2 separate regions of the Homo sapiens genome follow, and region 2 is linked to region 1. Evidence: chromatin loops called from intact Hi-C (ENCODE). Cell type or tissue: transverse colon. All regions are shown on one strand. Each heading gives the region's core, and the rest is flanking DNA. Links, peaks and the distances in the headings are about the cores only.

Region 1 (9,410 bases), core at 988-8,987:
TTGATTTTTTCTATTGATATTTGTTTTTAATTTCTTTTATATCTGCTCTTACCTTAATTCTTTCTTTCTTCTGCTTGCTTTAGGCTTAGTTTGCTTTTTTTTTCTAGATTTTTGAAGTGGGAGATTAGATTGATTTGAGATGGTTCTTCTTTTCTTATATGAGCATTTCGTGCTATCAGTTTCCCTCACAGCACTGCTTTCGCTATATTCCACACATTTTTATGTGTTGCATTTTCATTTTCATTCAGTTAAATATATGATTAAAAATTTCCCTTTATTTTATTTTTTATTATCACTTTTTTGAGACGAAGTCTTGCTCTGTCACCCAGACTGGAGTATAGTGGCGCAATCTTGGCTCACTGCAACCTCCGCCTCCCAGGTTCAAGCTATTCTCCTGCCTCAGTCTCCCAAGTAGCTGGGACTACAGGTGTGTGTCACCACGCCTGGCTAATATTTGAATTTTTTTAGTAGAGACAGGGTTTCACCATGTTGGCCAGGCTGGTCTTGAATTCCTGACCTCAGGTGATCCACCTGCCTTGGCCTCCCAAAGTGCTGGGATTACAGGCGTGAGCCCCTGCACCCAGCCTAAAAGTTTCCCTTTAGAGTTCCCCCTTGACTTGTGGATTATTTAGAAATGCGTTGTTTCATATCCAGATGTTTGGAGATTTTTTTGTTAACTTTCTGTTACTGATTTCTAGTTTAATTCCATTACGGTTAGAGAACACACTCTATATGATTTCAATTCTTTTAAATTTGTTGAGGTTTGTATGGCCCGGGGTATTGGTCCATCTTGATATATGTTCCCTGGGCACTGGAAAAGAATGTGTATTCTGATGTCCTAGGGCGGAGTTCTGTAGCTCTCTAATCCTTTTGGTCGAGGGCATTAATCCTGCAGTGGACTGTTTTGCTACAGACTCAGTAGTGATGCTTGTTTTTTTGTTTTTTTTAATTTGTTTTTGTTGTTGTTGTTGTTTTGTTTTGTTTCTTTGGCAGAAAAAAGGAAAGTGAAGTTTGGATAGCAGATAACTTGAAATCATAGTGCCTAGCAAACATAGGGAGGCTAAAAGTCTACATTGCCAATTTAGGGCAACTTTGACAAGGAGAGAGAGGAGTTAGTGTTCTCTATTGATAATTTAGGTACCAAAGAGGGGCCATTTCATCGCACCATTGTTTTAGAATTAGAAACTCTGAAGAAAACCCAGCTTGATCTCAGAATCAGAGTCCAGACAGCTAAACTTGCCAGTTAGGGCTAGAAGAAAGGGATGTGTTTCAGAGTTGTCTATCTAGATTTCTTGTTGAGTAATGTTTATGAGTAACTACCTTAATGTTTACCAAGTATTTATTTAATTACCAGTTTAATTAGACTTAGAACAGGGAAATGGATCATTACTATAAAAGCTAGGTTATTCATCTCTTCTAAACAGTTTGTTGACTACCTCATCTGTTCCAGACATAGTGCTAGTCCCTGAGGATATAAAAATAAACTAGAGAGACACGGATCTAGGTGTCATTTTTCTTCTCCCACAGGAGAGAAACTTTAGAAATCCCAGTGGCTTCTATGCAGAGCGATTACTAGAAAACATAAATAAATTTCTCCTTGAAGATTATTTTAGTTGCAAATAATGCAGCTTAAATTTGAAAAGCGATAGTTAAAATACTCTGCAGGAAAACTACTGCATGTTTTATGACATGCTAACAGAGTCACCTTCAACTCAAAACACAGCATCCTCTGCGTGTCTCCTGTCTGCTGGGTACTGGAGCAGGCGTGGGGGATCTGAGCTTGCTCAGCTCCTGGTGTATGCTTCTTTCTTAAGTGTGATTGTTACAAAGGTAGAGTCCAAGTGTAAATTTCTCAGGCTTTATATCCATTTTTTGTTTTATTTCTTGAGAAATTGAAGCCTCCATATACACTGCAAAAAGTTACTTATGCCTGTCTTTTCCATAACACAATTTTATAAGGACTATCTACATAAGTCATGTTGAACTTAAACAGATCTGGTGTCAGTACTAAAGTTGTTTATGTTTTGTAAACACCCCATTAGTTTAACCCATTTTATTTACCAGTTACAACTTTGGAAGGGCAGCAAAGACCTTGGTCTATTACTTTTCATGTAATCTTTACAGAAAAGTTGGAAAATACAGCCAAATAAATCATAGTATTTGCTCTCTTTTTCCCCATGATGTCACAGTTTCCTTTTAATTTCTGCTTTTCAGATCACAAAAACATGTTATTTTCCCAGCAAACTAGATCCTTTGATTAATGGGACCAGGCAAGTCCAAGGACAGATTAAGCACGCTGGGTCCTGGCAGGAATCCCAGAAATGACCCTCAGTCAGCCTTCTTTCTCTCACCTTGGACCTGTTTCATTGAATTTACTGTGTTTTCTGTGAAAATGGAGCTTGGTAATTTCTCTAAAGAAGTTCACATATCTAAATGATAATGAAATGATTGATTAGCTATTAATTATTAATAGATCACAAGTTCATGCTGTAGTATATAATTTTTTTTTCTTTTGAGATGGTGTCTTGCTGTGTCACCCAGGCTCACTGCAACCTCCGCCTCCTGGGTTCAAGGGCTTCTTGTGCCTCAGCTTTCTGAGTAGCTGGGACCACAGACGTGTGCCACCACGCGCAGCTTATTTTTGTATTTTTAGTGGAGACAGGGTTTCGTCATGTTGGCCAGGCTAAGTCTCAAACTCCTGACCTCAGGTAATCCACCAGCCTTGGCCTCCCAAAGTGCTGGGATTACAGGCACGAGCTGCCGCACCCAGCCTGTAGTATATACTTTTGTTAGTGAGCCTCCTTTCTCTCTAGTACAAAAAGGAGTTGAAAATTACCTTGTCAATTCTGTTTCTTAATTATTCCTTAATTAATCAAAGAATAGTGGACACAAACGTTGCTTTACTTCTCTGACTCAGTTACTTTTAACAATTAAGAAATTTTTAATAGATATGTGAAAAAAAGAGATCAGATACTTTCATAATAATTTAGGCATATGTCAGTGTGTCTGGCTGTGCCTGGCCAGAAATTATAAATTTATTTCTTACAGCTCTGGAGGCTAGGAAGCCTAAGACAGAGGTGCCAGCAAATTCACTGTCGGCGTGAATGCCTGCTTTCTGGTTTATAAATGGTGCCTTCTTACTGTGTCTTCATATGGTGAAGGGGGCAAGGGTGTCTCTCTTAGGCCTTTTTAATTTAATTTTTATTTTTTTAGACACAGTCTTACTCTGCAATCGTAGTTCACTGGAGCCTCAAACTCCTGGGCTCAAGTGATTCTCCTGCCTCAGCCTCCCCAGTAGCTGGGACTACAGTTGCATGCCACCATGCCTAGCTAATTTTTTAAATTTTCTGTAGAGACAGGGTCTCCTGTGTTGCCCAGGCTGGTCTTGAACTTAAGTGATCCTTCCACCTTGGCCTCCCAAAGTGTTGGGGTTACAGGCATGAGCCTGGCCATTGGGCCTTTTTAATAAGGGCTCTAATCCCATTCAGGAGGGCTCTGCCACCATGATCTAATCACCTTCTAAAGGCCCTATCTTTCAATATAATCACTTTGGGGATAGGATTTCAACATATGAATTTTTTTTTAATTGGGCCTCACTTTGTCACCCAGGCTGGAGTATGGTGGTACAATCATGGCTCACTGCTGCATCAAATTCCTGGGCCCAAGAGATCCTCCTGCCTCAGCCTCCCAAGTAGCTGGGACTATGGGTGTGCGCCACTATGCCTGGCAAATTTCGTTTTTTGTAGAGATGGGGTCTTATCATCTTGCCCATGCTGGTCTTGAACTCCTAGATTCCAATGATCCTCCCACCTTGGCCTCCCAAAGTGCTGGGATTACAGATGTGAACCACCATACCCGGCTTGATTGTTTTTTAAACTGGGAATATCTGCACCAGATCAACATAAAAATTTCCAGAAGGCGCAAACGTTCCAATAATAACAGCTCCTACCATTCACTCCAGAAGCCACTGCTTGCCACCTCTGCCACCTGTGAGCATGCTCTTGAAAAATACTTGTGGAATTAGCAGAAATGTATTGAACTGCATTATGATACGGCTGCAAGGAATGAGTAGACATCATTTTGATACTTCTGAGGAACATGCATTTTTTTTTAACTGTAAGAGCTTTTTTGACCATTATCTTATGACATCACTTGTATACAGTTATTAATAGTACTAATTGCTTCTTGGCCTTTTGGCTATGATCAAGTATAGTTATTTACAGTAGTAGTAATAAGTACCCTAATAAATGAGCTTACTCTGTGCCATGCATTGCTAGGAAGGTATTATTATCTGTATAAGAACAAATAGAGGATCAAAAAACTTAGTGAACCAAGTAGACCCAGTCTATCTAATGGCTGAGCTGGGATTATACCCAGCATTTTGTACTGTGCCATTTCTGCCTGTTACCACCTTCTGTCTAGGTTAAAAATTGACACCACAGCACAGCAACTGGCCTCTTTGTTTCTTTTTTTTAACAGCTTTATTGAGATCTAATTGATATGTAACGCATCCATTTAAAGTATATAATTCAGTTGTTTTTAGTGTATCCACGGAGTCATGCACTCATCAATTACCATAGTCAATTTGAAGACATTTTCATCCCCTCCGAAAGGAAACCCTGGACCCATTAGCAGTCCTCATTTTCCCTCAAGTCCCCAGCCCTAGACAACCACTCATCTATAGTCTGTCCCTCTACATTTGACTATTCTAGACATTTCAATAAATGATTCATACAACATGTGGCCTTTTAGGTCTGGCTTCTTTCACAGCTTAATGTTTCAAGGTTGATCCCTGTGGTAGCATGAATCAGTATTTCCTTTCTTTTCATTGCTGAATGATACTTCATTGTATGTATGTACCTCATTGTATGTATTCATTCATCAGTTGATGGACATTTGGGTTGTTTGTACTTTTTAGCTGTTAGGAATAATATGCTATGAACATTTGTGTACAAGTTTTTATGTGGACATCTGTTTTCATTTCTCTTGGGCATATACCTATGCGTGGCATTGCTGAGTCAAATGGTAACTCAGTGTTGAAATTTTGGAAGAATTGCCAGACTATTTCTCAAGCAGGCATGCACCATTTTACATTTCCATCAGCTATGTATGGGGGCTCCAGTTTTTAAACTGATGTGTGCTATTTAAAAATTTAAAAATTGTGGTAAAATGTATAAAACATAAACTTTACCATTTTAACCAGTTTCAGTGTACAGTTCAGCCATAGTAAGTACATTCATTGTTATGCAACCAATCTCCAGAATCTTTTTATCTTGCAAAACTGAAACTCTGTACAGATTAAATGCAAGTCCCTATTTATCCCACTCCCAGCCCCTGGCAACCTCTATTTTACTTTCTGTTTCCGTGTCACCAACACTTTTTCCCATCTGCTTTATTGATTCTAGCCAGCTTAACTAATGTGTCTGAAGTGGCATCTTATTTGGATTTGAGTTGCATTTCTCTGATGCATGATGATGTTGAACACCTTTTCATGTGCTTATTGGCTATTTGGATATCTTCAAAGAAATGCCTCTTCAAGTCTTTGCTCATTTTTTAATTGGGTTGCTTGCCATTTTGTTGTTGAGTTGTAAGGGTTTTTTATATATCCTGGATAGCAGACTCCTATCAGATATGTAATTTACAAGTATCTTCCATTCTACAGCTTTTCTTTTTACTTTCTTACTTAGTGGTGTTCTTTGCATTAAAGTTTTAAATTTTGATGAAATCATTTAGCTATTTGTTTTTTGGTTGGCTGTGCTCATAGTGTTGTATTTGAGAAACTATTGCCTAATCCAAGGCCGTGAAGATTTTCTCCCTATTTTTGTCTAAGAGTTTTATAGTTTCAGCTCTTAGATTTAGGCCTGTGCTCTATTTTGCATATGGTGTAAGGGAAGATCTCATTTCATTCTTTTGCATGTAGAAATGCATTTGTCCCAGTGTCATTTGTTGAAAGGATGATTCTTTCACCATTGAATGGTCTTAGTATTCTTGTTGAAAATGAATTGAGCATGACTATAAAATTTTATTTCTGAACCTTTAGTTCTATTTTCATTGATCTATATGTCTATCCTTGTGCTAGTACCACACTGTCTTGATTCCTGTGGCTTTATAGTAAGCTTTGAAATTAGGAAGTCTAAAATCTCAAAATTTGTTTTCTTTTCAAGATTGTTTAGGCTATTCTGATTCCCTTGAATTTTCTTATTAATTATAGGATCAGCTTGCAAATCATGCAAAGTCGTCAGCCAGGATTTTGATAGGATTGTACTGAATCTGTAGCTGAATTTGGGATGCATTGCCATTTTAACAATACCAAGTCTCTCCAATTTATGAATCCATTTACTGAGGTCTTAAATATCTTTCAAAAATGTTTTCTAGCTTACAGAGTATATGTTTTATACTTCTCCTGTTAAATTTAGGCCTAAATATTTTGTTCTTTCTGATGCTATTATAGATGGGATAGTTTTCATAATTTTTTTTTGATTATTGATTGCAAGTCTATAGACATGTGATGGATTTTTTTTTCTATGCAGCCATGCATCACTTAATGACAGGGATACGTTCTGATAAATGCATTGCTAGGCAATTTCATCTCTGTGCGAACATTGTCAGAGTGTACTTACACAAAGCTAGATGGTACAGCCTACAACACACCCAGGCTCTCTAGTGTAGCCTGTTGCTTCTAGGCTACAATCCTATACAGCATGTGACTGTACTGAATACTGTAGGCAGCTGTAACACAATGGTAAGTGTTTCTGTGTCTAAACATGGAAAAGGTACAGAAAAATACGGTATAAAAGTTTTTTTTTTAAATGACTTGTCTATGTAGGGCACTTATGAATGGAGTTTCCAGGACTGGAAGTTGCTCTGGGTGAGTCAGTGAGTGAGGAATGAATGCGAAGGCCTAGGACATTGCTGTTCGCTGCTCTAAACTTTAGAAATACTGTCCACTTAGTCCACTCTAAATGTATTTAATATATGTGCTGCTGAAGCAAGCACTCTAAATTTATTGAAACTTTTTTCATAATAAATTGACCTTAGTTACTATAAGCTTGTTACTTTATAAATTTTAATTTTTAAAATCTTTTACTGTTTTGTGATAACACCTAGCTTAAAACACAAATATATTATACAGCTGTACAAATATAATTTCTTTATAGCCTTATTCTTCTCTACTGTCCCTATTCCATAATCTTTTTTTTATTAAAATTTGTTTTGCACTTCTTAAGCTTTTTTGTTTTGTACTTTTTAAGCTTTTTTGTTAAAAATGAAGACAGAAACGTACACATTAGCCTAGGTCTACATAGGGTCAGCATCATCCATATCACTGTCTACCACCTCCATCCACATCTTGTCCCACTAGAAGGTCTTCAGGGGAAGTAACACGCATAGAGCTGTCATCTGCTATAATAATAACGCCTTCTTCTGGACTCTGTCCTGAAGGACCTGCCTGAGGCTGTTTTACAGTTGACTTTTTTTTTTTTTGTTAAAGTAAGTAAGTAGAAAGCATACACTTTACATGAACTATAAAAAGTATAGTATAGGCCGGGTGTGGTGGCTTACACCTATAATCCCAGCACTTTGGGAGGCCAAGACGGGTGGATCACCTGAGGTCAGGAGTTCGAGACCAGCCTGGTCAACATGGTGAAACCCCATCTCTACTAAAAATACAAAAATTAGCCGGATGTGGTGGCACTCTCCTAAAATCCCAGCACCTCATATAGTGTCTGACATGTAATAAATGTTTGAATAAAAAGTTGTGTTGGAATTATTAAACTACTTGTGGAAAACTCTTGTTTGGGGTATTTGTTTTGGTTTTGTTTTCCTCTTTAGGAAGGATCCTTGCATGGGGAAAGAGGCCTGGCCAGATGAGATAAAAATCTGTTTCCAGTTAGGCTGAGGCTTAGAAGCAGGAAAGGTCCTTTCCACCAGCCTCAGTTTATGGATGGGATTAGCAGTGTTGTAACACTAAACTTTGAGGCATGTATGACTGTGTTTGTCTTTTTTGTTTTGCTATAAAGGAATACCTGAGCCTGGGTCATTTATAAAGAAAAGAGGTTAAATTGGCTCACGGTTCTGCAGGCTGTACAGGAAACATAGTGCCAGTATCTGCCTCCAGTGAGGCCTCAGGAAGCTTCCAGTCACAGTGGGAGGTGAAGGGGAAGTAGGTGTGTCACATGATGAGAGAGGAAGTGAGAGAGAGACAGAGAGAGAGAGAGAGCGCAGGAAAGAGGATGGGCCCTTTAAACAGCCAGCTCGAAGTGAACTTACAGAGTGAGAACACACCCATTACCCTGGTGAGGGCACCAGGCCAGTCCTGAAGGAGCCATCCCCATGACCCAAACACCTCCCCCAGGCCCCGCTTCAACACTGGGGATCACATTTCAATGTGAGATTTGGAGAGGACAAACATCTAGACCATATCAATGGCTGTCTTTTTTGAAGACATTTCCTTTAATTTTTTAAAACTGTCATTTCTAGTAATTTTGTTCTGCTGGGGTTAAATATATTTGGCTGTGCAGATTTTATCAGTGTTAGAAAAACTCAGCATGTTGCGCCACATCAGTCGGGCCAGGTAAACAAAGCTAGTCCATTACACCAAACCCAAAGAAGGCAAAGGCAGCTCACCGAGGGCTCACAGCAGGGCCTTGGTGCCCAGGGTGGCTTAGTGCATTCAGGGGCACCATTGTTTTTATCAGTACACTTGGAATCAGGGCTTCTGAGGATATCTGCTTACATATATTCCTCATTCACATAACTTGCCAGAAAAGATATAGAGAGATTGCTGCATACCTGGATGACTTCAAGGTAGTAAAGCTATAACTTTTGAGGGGTTATAATTTCCAACACACTCTCTCACTGAGTCTAAACTTTTTCATCTAATTTTCTTTTGTTTGCATGTTGAGGTGCATTTGGCAGAGGGCTGAATTTTTCACATATAAAAACATATATGAAACATTTTTCAATACAAGTCAAATATAATAAACACACATTTTCTTGAGGATAGACATCATCCTTTATCACTTCCCTCTGTAAAACCACCATCAAACCCAACCAAGACTGAATGACAGAACTAGAAACATTTAACAACGGCATCATCATGCCTTAAGCTTAGTACACAAAATAGCGTTGTGTTTAAGGGTTGAAACGCTTTCTATGTTGTAAGTTTTCCAAGAGGTACAAGTCAAGGCTTTCACTACTTTATACAAGCTTGTCCAGCCCACGGCTCACGGGCCACATGCAGCCCAAGATGGCTTTGAATGGGGCCCAACACAAATTCGTAAACTTTCTCAAAACATTATGAGATTTCTTTACATTTTTTTTTTTTTTTTAGCTCAGCAGCTATCATTAGTGTTAGTGTATTTTATGCGTGGCCCAAGACAATTCTTCTTCTTCCAGAGTGGCCCAGGGAA
Region 2 (9,410 bases), core at 929-8,928, 66 kb after region 1:
GTGTTGGTTTTGGGGTCACGGTGGTGACACGTGTCTATGATGTGAGGGAGGCAGGTGAGGTGAGGGGCACAGGACATGGTCACGGGCTGGGATGGAGTTTGTCACCGTCATGCGGAGTTCATTCCTTTTTTTAAACTGAAGAAGAGCTCAGCTACACTGATTTCTCCATCTTGTATTCTAAGACTTCACTAGTGATTACATTTTTCTGAAGTACTAGTGTTTTTATGCTCATGGAACTGGGCTAATAGTATTAAAGTAAGTGTTCTCCATGAACTTCAGTATATTTGCATTTTTAAATGAACTACCATATCAGTCTATAAAACAGGTTACATACAAGGCCATAGGGTCACCAGCTGTGTTTTTCGCATCTTTTATCATCCACGTAACACATTCAAGGACAATTGTATCTAATATCACCACCATGCTCCTCTCCTACTTCAAGGGAGATAAACATTCATTGTTTTAAAATGTTTAACAAATGACCAAACTGCTTCCTGAATCCAAGGGACAAGGCCACAGTTTTCTGGGTTATGATAGTTGCTTCTTTTTTTGTTTTTTGGAGACTCTTTAAAAATGATGTCACGATTACTGACATGCATGTCACCCCATTCCGTAGTAATTAGAAAAGGTTAGCTTAGTCACTTGTGCTTCATTTGCTGTCAGAATTCCACCAACCACTGAAGATTCTTACAGGTTAAAACCTAAGATCCTAGTAAAAAATGCAGCACATTTGTAAGAGTGTAGCCCAGAGTTATTATTTATTTTTACCTACAAGCCATAGAAAGAGTAACCCAGTAAATGATGTTTCTACTTCCAGTATTGTGCCTGGTCTGTTTCTGGCCCAGGCCCTGTCCTAAGAGCCAGGCCTGAGAAAAGAAGGGACAACTTAATGACCCTGTCTGCCCCTTCCCAAGATGGTCCCTAAAGTAGCAGAAACTGTGAGGGGTGCAGCAGAGCCATCTTGAACAGGCGCATTTGTGAGACGGCATTACTCAGCGAAACGCAGAGTGTTTTGCCATTTACTTAGTTTTGAACTGGGTCAGAGGCCATCCCTCCTGTCCTCCACTTTGCATGGGTAACGGGCTTTTATAGGAGCCCCTCCCCTCACAGTGGTTGTTCCTCAGCTTGCCTAAGTGATGCACGGAGTGATGCCTGGACAGGTGGAAAGAGCCAGGGAGTGGAGGACCAGGAAGCCCACCTGGTGGTTGGCCCCGTTTATGGGGCACCTCCCCGCGTGCCGGGATAATTCACCTCCCTTGCAACACACACACCCCATTGAGGGCTATGAAAGCAAAAGGCAGCTTTAGACAGAAAGATTATTCCACCAGGCCAGGCATGGCAGCTCACTCCTGTAATCCCAGCACTTTGAGAGGCCGAGGCGGGAGGACTGCCTGAGCCCAGGAGTTTGAGACTAGCCTGAGCAACATAGTGAGACCCCTATCTCTACAGAAAATTTAAAAATTAGCTGGACCTGATGGTGCATGCCTGTAGTCTCAGCTACTCAGGAAGCCAAGGTGGGAGGGTCACTTGAGCCTGGGAGTTCAAGGCTGCAGTGAGCACAGATCGCGCTACTTACTTCAATCTGAATGACAGAGTGAGACTGTCTCAAAAAAAAAAATGAAAAAAGAAAAGAAAGATTATTCCACCTAATTGTTGTAAAAATTAAGGATAAGAAACCAAATATGAATTTACTCCATGAAACAAAATCGACACTTGGTTCCATAGACGGCCAGTTAGGGGAAGAGGGCCTAGGCAAGGAGAGAGAGAGGAAGAGAACATTGGAGAGAGGTGAAGGTGAGGGCTGTGGGAGGAACCAACACAGAAGAGTCCAAGCCGGATGCATGCGCATGACTATGTCTACACACACATGGATGAATGGAGAAATAGCCCAGAGAAATACATAGAGCAGAAGCCAGCAGTGCAGACTGCGTGTGTGATAAGCTCATGGAGGCTTTTTGGGGAGCAGTATCAATTGCTGCCAAGGGTTTTTGCTATAACCTATAAAGCCATTTTGCATCTTTCTTACCTACTGCTATAAATGGAGGGGTCATGTCTAGTGCTGGCCTTCCAAAGATGAAATTAAAGTGTCTTAACTATCTCGCTTGCTCTTATCTTTCAGTAAATCCATTGTCTTCTCATCGTAAAATGGGGGTAATTACGTCTTCTTTGCTTCTTTGAAAATATAATTATAGTTAGATGGGAAAGCAATTTGAAAATCTAAGATTTGTAAGTGAATGTAACATGTTATTCCTTTGGCGTTAAAAATACCACCCCCTCCCACAAGAAAAAATGTCATTAAGGCTCAAACTTATCTCTTTCTGCATATGTAAATATTTCCTTGTTCCTGCTTTCAACTCCTCAAAATATGGTCATTCATCTGGGATCCTATGCGTTCCCCTCACCCACTTAAAATCCTAGGACAGATAGTTGTAACACATAAAAACAGGCCTATGCAGGGTATTTTTGGTTATGACACATTAATTTTCATTTAAGGGACATTGGGTAATGAGATATAGTTCTGGGATAGTGAGATGCTACTTTTTTGACTTCTTAAGTTGTAAGGCCTAAAATTTCATTTTTTAAGAATTGAAGCACAAGACTGATACCCTAGGATACTGTTAAGTGTTGTTATCTAACCCGGGAGTTTTAGATATTTGTGATATTGTCTGATTACAGACCTTTTTCACATTATACAATGGGTTTTTCTGATGTCTTGAAATATATTCACGTCACTCATCCATACTTCAGAATCAATACCTCACACTCATCCTCTTAATTGATATGTGACATATGTTACTACGTTACGGCTCTTTTAAATCATCTTACTTTACAGTCCTCTCTCATTTTCTTTTATGCATGTGAACATATGATTCTGGGGTCTGTAGGTTTTACCAGATTGCCCAGGGCACAGGTTACCAGAGCCTCTGATAACTGTCATTCCCTGTCCCCTCCCTCCAGCAGTTCTACATCTAAGGGAAGGAACATCTGCAAAGTTCTGTTTTCCTTCTGTAAAAGTACATGCTAAGTATGCAGGCTTTCCAGAGGAGAGGCAGAGGTTTTGAAGCCAGACAGACTGGGTTGTGAAATAGGCCCTTCCCTTTTCTGGCTCTATTAACGTGAGCAAATCATTTCATTTATTTTAGCCCTGGTGTCTTAATCAGTAAAATTCTGTGAAGAGTACCTGTCTCACAGGGTGGCTGTGAAGATTAAGCAAGGTAAAATGTGCCTGGCATAGGTCTGGCACCTCGTAGGCATTCAAAAATTGCAGTTTTCATTGCAGTCCTCTGTGGCATCAACTGCCAAGGTGTATTCCTTCTCACCTTGACCCCTGTATGTGAATTCTTTTGGTAGCCAGGATGTTGGTACCCTAGGAGAAAACTGGGGGGTTAGCTTATTGTATTTATATACATCTTCAAAAAACTTTTGGTATGCCCAGAGTCCCTATGCTTTAATTTTCTTCTGAATTACCTTGCTGTATGAGTTTCCCAGGGTTGCTGTAACAAATCACCACAAACTAGGTGGCTTAAAACAGTGGACATCTGTTCTCTCACCATTCTGGAGGCCAGAAGTTTGAGATCAAAGTGTTGCCAAGTCCACAATCACTCCAAGGTGCGAAGGGGGCTTCTTAGCCTCTTCCAGCTTGCAGTGGCAACTGGCCTTCCTTGGTGCCCTTGGCCTGTGGATGCATCACTCCAGTCTCTGCCTCTGTCCTCCCATGACTTCCTCCCTTTCGTGTTTGTCTGTGTCCAAATTTCCCTCTGCATCATAAGGACACCAGCCACTGGATTACGGCCCACCTAACCCAGGTTGACCTCATTTTAACTTTATTATATCTGCAAAGATCTAATCTCTAAATAAAATCTCACAGGTACTGGGACACTTGCTATTTGACTATACTTCCTTTAGGTTAGGCCTCTGAATGGATATAAGAGAAATCAAGTTATTTTGTCTGAATCTTTCATTTTTCCTCTGGTTAATAGTTTGCTTTCACTGTGGTTTCAGAAAACATTTTAAAATGTCTCACTGGAGGTAACATAGCCTATATTGGCTTTTTACTTTTGCAGAGTAAAATATGAAATCTTATAGGAAGAAAACATTTAATACTAAGCAAAGCACTTTAAAATGTATGCGGAGTGGCCAGGCACTGTGGTTCACACCTGTAATCTGAGCCCTTTGTAATCTCAGCCAAGGCAGGTGAATTGCTTGAGCCCAGGAGTTTGAGACCAGCCTGGGCAATGTGGTGAATCCCTGGCTGTACAAAAAATAAATAAATTAGCTGGTGTGGTGGTATGCACCTGTAGTCCCAGCTTCCTGGGAAGCTGACACGGGAGGATCACCTGAGCCCAGGAGGTGGAGGCTGCAGTGAGCTGTGATTGTACCACTGCCTGGGCAACAGAGTGAGACTGTCGCAAAATAAATAAATAAAATAAAATATATGCAGAGAAGCAAGAGTTAAAAGGGCAGCAATTCCACTGAAAAGTCTGTTTACAGAGGTTTATGACTTGGGTCTGAATTGCCCATTTTGGAGCTGATAGAGCTCTGGCTGGATTGTTTGGACTAGGGCAGAGCTCTGGCATGGCCGTGGGAGAGGGCAGGTCTCTATGATGGTGTTTTAAAGTCAAGAAAGACTCTTTAGAGGACATGGCTATGCCCAGCTGCATGTTTCTTTGGTGCATCCGTGGGCCCCGGCAGCCCACGCCGGAGTCTGAGTTAGGCTCTCACTTGTTTGAGAAGGTTGTTTGATGGGACATGTGTGTCTACAGTTCCAAGTAGAATCGCAACCAAACTACATTCCCTGGAATGAACCTGGGTGGTATTTCAGAAGTACATAAACTTTGCTTAAAAAAAAAAAAAGATTCCATTTTAGAATATCCATCAAAGTTCAAATTTGTTTCATAAGGAATTTAACCGTCTTTTGGCGAATAATCAATGTTTGAATGTGAGCTTAAATCTGAGAGTTTTCCTCTATCCTTCTCTTTGTACTTTTGCTGGGAGTAAAATGGACATTTCAATTTTGTATATTATACTGTAACTAAGTTTTGCTATTTTTAGAATATGTGGTACCTTTTAGAGGGAATGTTTTCTCCTTTTATATCTTCATTGGAACTGTATAAATACTGAACGTAGAATTACAGTTGTTTCTTTTTTTTTTTTTTTTTTTTTTTTAGACAACAGGTCTTGCTTTGTTGCCCAGGCTGGATTGCAGTAGTGCAATCATGGCTCACTGCAGCCTCCACCTCCTAGGCTCAAGCAATCCTCCTGCCTCGGCCTCCCAAGTAGCTGGGACGACAGGCACATAAAACCGTGCCCTGCTATTATTTATTTATTTTTAGATGAAGTTTCACTGTGTTGCCCACGCTGGTCTTGAATTCCTGGGCTCAAGCAATCCTCCTGCCTGAGCCTCCCAAAGTGCTGGGATTAGCGGTGTGAACCACTGTGCTCCGGCCAACAGTTGGTTTTGTGTGCTCTACTGTGCTGACTCTGAGGCATGATGTATTAAAAGAATGATCCCGAGTCCTGCCCGCTGCTGTCTACTGACCTGCTTGGAGCTCACCTGCCTGTACCCAGCATCTGTCACTGCCTGGAGTAGTTCCTTACTTTTGGCATTACTGAGAAAAGGCAGGGTGCGTGTCACGTAAGTGTAAAACCAAAACAAACCAGACCCCAAAAAACTAACTAAAAATAGAACAGAACAAAGGGCTGCACGTCCATTTGTGAGCAGGTGGACAGTTCCCTGCCTGTGGTCTTCTTGTACTTCTGTTTTTCTAGCGTGTTGTTCCTGAACCTTTTTATTACAGGGCAATAATGTAATTGGGTTTATTCTCACTATGTACTTAAGTTGTCTGTGCCATTTGATTCGGTAATTTAAACTATCTTTGTTTTTCATGTGTAATAGAGAAAATAATATTAACCTTTTCATGATTTCTCTCATATTTTCCTGTAGTGGTGTTGGGGAGGAAAAAAACGTTTCCTCTACACTCTTTGACTCTGTTCTTAAGTCCTGTGAATTTTAAGGCCTGTGAATTAAATTGACAGAAGACAGATTAGCAAAAGAAAAGACATGTTTATTCACATGCCTGCGTTTGTGCGTGTCTCTGTGTGTGAGAGACAGAGTTCATAGAAAAATGTGACTCAGGCCGGGTGTGGTGGCTCACGCCTGTAATCCCAGCACTTTGGGAAGCTGCAGTGGGTGGATCATGAGGTCAGGAGTTCGAGACCATTCTGGCCAACATGGTGAAACCGTGTCTCTGCTAAAAAATGTATATCTAAATTAGCTGGGCGTGGTGGTAGGTGCCTGTAATCCCAGCTACTCAAGAGGCTGAGACAGGATAATCACTTGAACCTGGGAGGTGGAGGTTGCGGTGAGCCGAGATCACACCACTGCACTCCAGCCTGGTGACAGAGTACGACTCCATCTCAAAAAAAAAAAGTGACTCAAGGAGGTGGTTAGAATTTAAGCAGTATGTGGCATCTTACTAGGCCGGGAGAAGAGAACTTAAGGGAAAACAAGTGACTTTTAGGAAAGATAAATAGGCTTTCAGGAAAATACGTGAGTTTTGTGACAGTGTCTGTTTGGGTGTGGATTCCCCTCTTTACCCTGGTAGCAGGCAACTCCCAGGAGGGGATTTGTGACAGTTCAGTTCTTTTGAGAGGCTCTGCTTTTAGGCAGATAACAGAGGTCACTCTCTAAAGCCTTCAGCTCAAAATCATTTGTATGCTATTCTGGGTGCCGTCAGTGGAGAGAGAATTAAAGGTGGCAGCCCAGCAGGAGGGATCTGTGGACAGCAGCAAAGGGGAAGTTGCTGGAACCTGCACGGGATTGTCTTTTGAGCAGAGGTGACGTGGCATTGCAGGAAAACTTTTGGAAAAGAACTCACGAAGCCCATTGTTTTGTGTCTTTGTTGCCACTGATTAACTGTGTGGCCCTGGGCAAGTCACGTCACTTCTTTAGGTCCCAGTTTTCCTGATTTGAAAAATGAGTGGTTGGAGTAAAGTATCTATAAACCCCACACTGTGCTCTTTGCTCCACATTCACTTTTTTTTTTTTTTTTTTTGAGACAGAGTCTCCTTCTGTCACCCGGGCTGGAGTGCAGTGGTGCAATTTCAGCCCACTGCAACTTCCACCTCCCGTGTTCAAGTGACTCTCCTGCCGCCTCAGCCCCCCAAGTAGCTGGGATTACAGGCACCTGTCACCACACCTGGCTAATTTTTTTGTATTTTAGTAGAGACAGGGTTTCACCATGTTGGCCAGCTGGTCTCAAACTCCTGATCTCAAGTGATCTGCCCATCTTGGCCTCCCAAAGTGCTGGGATTACGGACGTGAGCCACCCGCCCGGGCTCTGCATCCACTTCTTCATGGCACGTGGCCTCAGTGAGCATTCAGACCCTCAGGCTGGAAATGGCGAGCCTGGGGCCCGGGGTCTCTTGTCACTGGCTGGAGGTGTGCCTCCTTTGCCTCTACCAGCCACCATTTTGGTTTCTCAAGGAGGGAGCCGGTGGGCTGCGGCACAAGCTCTGTGAGCTCCCAGGGACTCCTGCAGTCATAGTCTGCCTTCTCTGGTGGTTCTGGTTGTCCTCCCTGGGCCCATGGCCTGACTGACAGCCCTTTTTGTTTATATCTGTAGGTAAGGTTCAGGGGTGGAAGACGGAGGGCATGCAGGCAGGGCTTACAGGCCTCCACTCCTGCAGGTCTCTGACGCAGCCCTCCTCTCTGGCCAGGCTTTGAGGGGTCTGCTCAGACAACTGCTCTCTCATCAGGCCTGATCCCTGGGAATGGTTACTCCATGGCCCAGCTTTTTCAGAGCAGCAAAGAACTCCTGCCATAAGAGCTGTCTCACCATTGTTGCGTCTCATCCTTCTAAGGACCTGCTGTTTCCCAGGGAATGGCTGCAGAGCCAGATCACAGAAGTTAGGTGACTTGCCTGAGATTGCACTAGGTCTTGGGCCAGACACAGTGACTGAACATGTCTGCTCGATTCCCAGCATCATGTGCTTTTCTGGTACATTGTGTTGCCTCTGAAAAATTATCTGAAAAAATTAGAAGGTGATGCCTCATTTAGGATCATAGACTCTTGAGCTGTGGGATTGTCCAGTCCAAAATCTGAGATCCAGAAAGGTCAGTTGTGACTTGTCCCAGCTCACACCACTAGTGAGTAGCCTAGTCTAGTTCTTTGAATCCTCGTTCAGTGCTCGCCCCATCAGACTGCTGCCTGGAGGCTGTTGGTGGGAGCCAGAGGCTGCTCGAGTGTTGGGTCCTGACAGCCCTGGACTTAGTCCTCTTAAAGCACCTTCTATTTTTAAGTAGTGCACGTTATTGAAAGAAGTGGGTAGAACAGCAGTGGATGGCATTACCCATTCATTTCTTCTCCTGGCAGGTCTTTGGGGGACACCTATGATAGTTATAAAGTTCATTTTACTAATTCACGATGGTGCTGATTTTCTTTTTTTTTTTTTTGAGAAAGAGCCGTGCTCTTTCACCCAGGCTGGAGTGTGGTGGTGCAACTGCAACTTTTGCCTCCCAGGATCAAGCAATTCTCCTGTCTCAGCCTCCCAAGTAGGTGGGACTACAGACACGCGCCACCGCGCCCCGCTAATTTTTATATTTTTGGTAGAGATGGGGTTTCTGCATGTTGCCCAGGCTGGTCTTGAACTCCTGACCTCAAGTGATCTGCCTGCCTCGGCCTCCCAGAGTGCTAGGATTACAGGCATGAGCCACCGCATCCGGCCAGTGCTGATTTTCTTAATGCCTTTTATCATAGCTCATCATTGGTCACCAAACCACTATTTCAATTATGGTTATTGAAATATCAGCCTAGAATCAGCCTATTGAATCAGCCTATAAGAATAGATTTGGTTATTTTGATTAAGGTTTGGTTGTGTCTTCATGTTCTAGTACACAAATAACTGTTTTAATAAACAAGTAAATCAAGAAAACCCGAGGCACGGCTGTGGTGGTGAGAGGGAATGTATGGCTTGTTCTTTCTTTAATACCTTCCTGGATATTGAGCTCACCTGACCTGTTCGCATTTGAAAGGTCGTCCCTGATGGCCCCTGGAGGCGAAGCTCATCACAGGATGAGGAAAGGACAGAGGCACAGAGAACCCCCAAGAGGAGATGGGGCTCTGGGAGACGGCCAAGGCCTCGGCCATTCTCTGACTACGGCCAGCTGGCCAGCCGCAGTTTGTCTATTCCTGAAGACTCGGTTGCTGCAGACCCCCAGAAGGAAGACCGTGTGGACGAGGACCCCCAGGCAAGCATGACTTCTGCCAGCCCTGAAGACCAGAATGCTCCAGTGGGCTGCCCCAAAGGAGCCCGGAGAAGGCGCCCCATTTCCGTGATAGGTGGGGTCAGCTTGTATGGGACCAACCAGACGGAGGAACTGGACAATCTTCTGACCCAAGTAAGATCTG

Evidence for each region. Hi-C counts contacts between places; a loop is a spot of excess contacts. Peaks named below come from ENCODE experiments on the same cell type or tissue, not always from the same donor. Only the 100,000 strongest peaks of a DNase experiment are listed, where the experiment ranks them.
Region 2: a loop joins it to region 1, with 18 times the contacts of the local background. A loop is called at or near these places in 5 of 110 quality-filtered maps.

The regions. Positions count from the first base shown.
Region 1 is chr13:24,174,293-24,183,702 of GRCh38, forward strand. All of the region lies in intron 1 of SPATA13 (spermatogenesis associated 13), which reads left to right. Among named protein-coding and RNA genes, the nearest start is that of MIR2276, 17 kb to the left of the region's middle. In transverse colon, for the core only: no CTCF peak of the experiment used is centred there; a DNase peak (open chromatin) is centred at 8,257; H3K27ac peaks cover 2,219 bases.
Region 2 is chr13:24,240,443-24,249,852 of GRCh38, forward strand. SPATA13 (spermatogenesis associated 13) reads left to right here. Exons shown (of 13, transcript NM_001166271.3): 3 at 9,035-9,400. Among named protein-coding and RNA genes, the nearest start is that of SPATA13-AS1, 9.3 kb to the right of the region's middle. RefSeq lists an enhancer at 7,455-7,954. In transverse colon, for the core only: no CTCF peak of the experiment used is centred there; DNase peaks (open chromatin) are centred at 4,542 and 6,222; H3K27ac peaks cover 3,680 bases.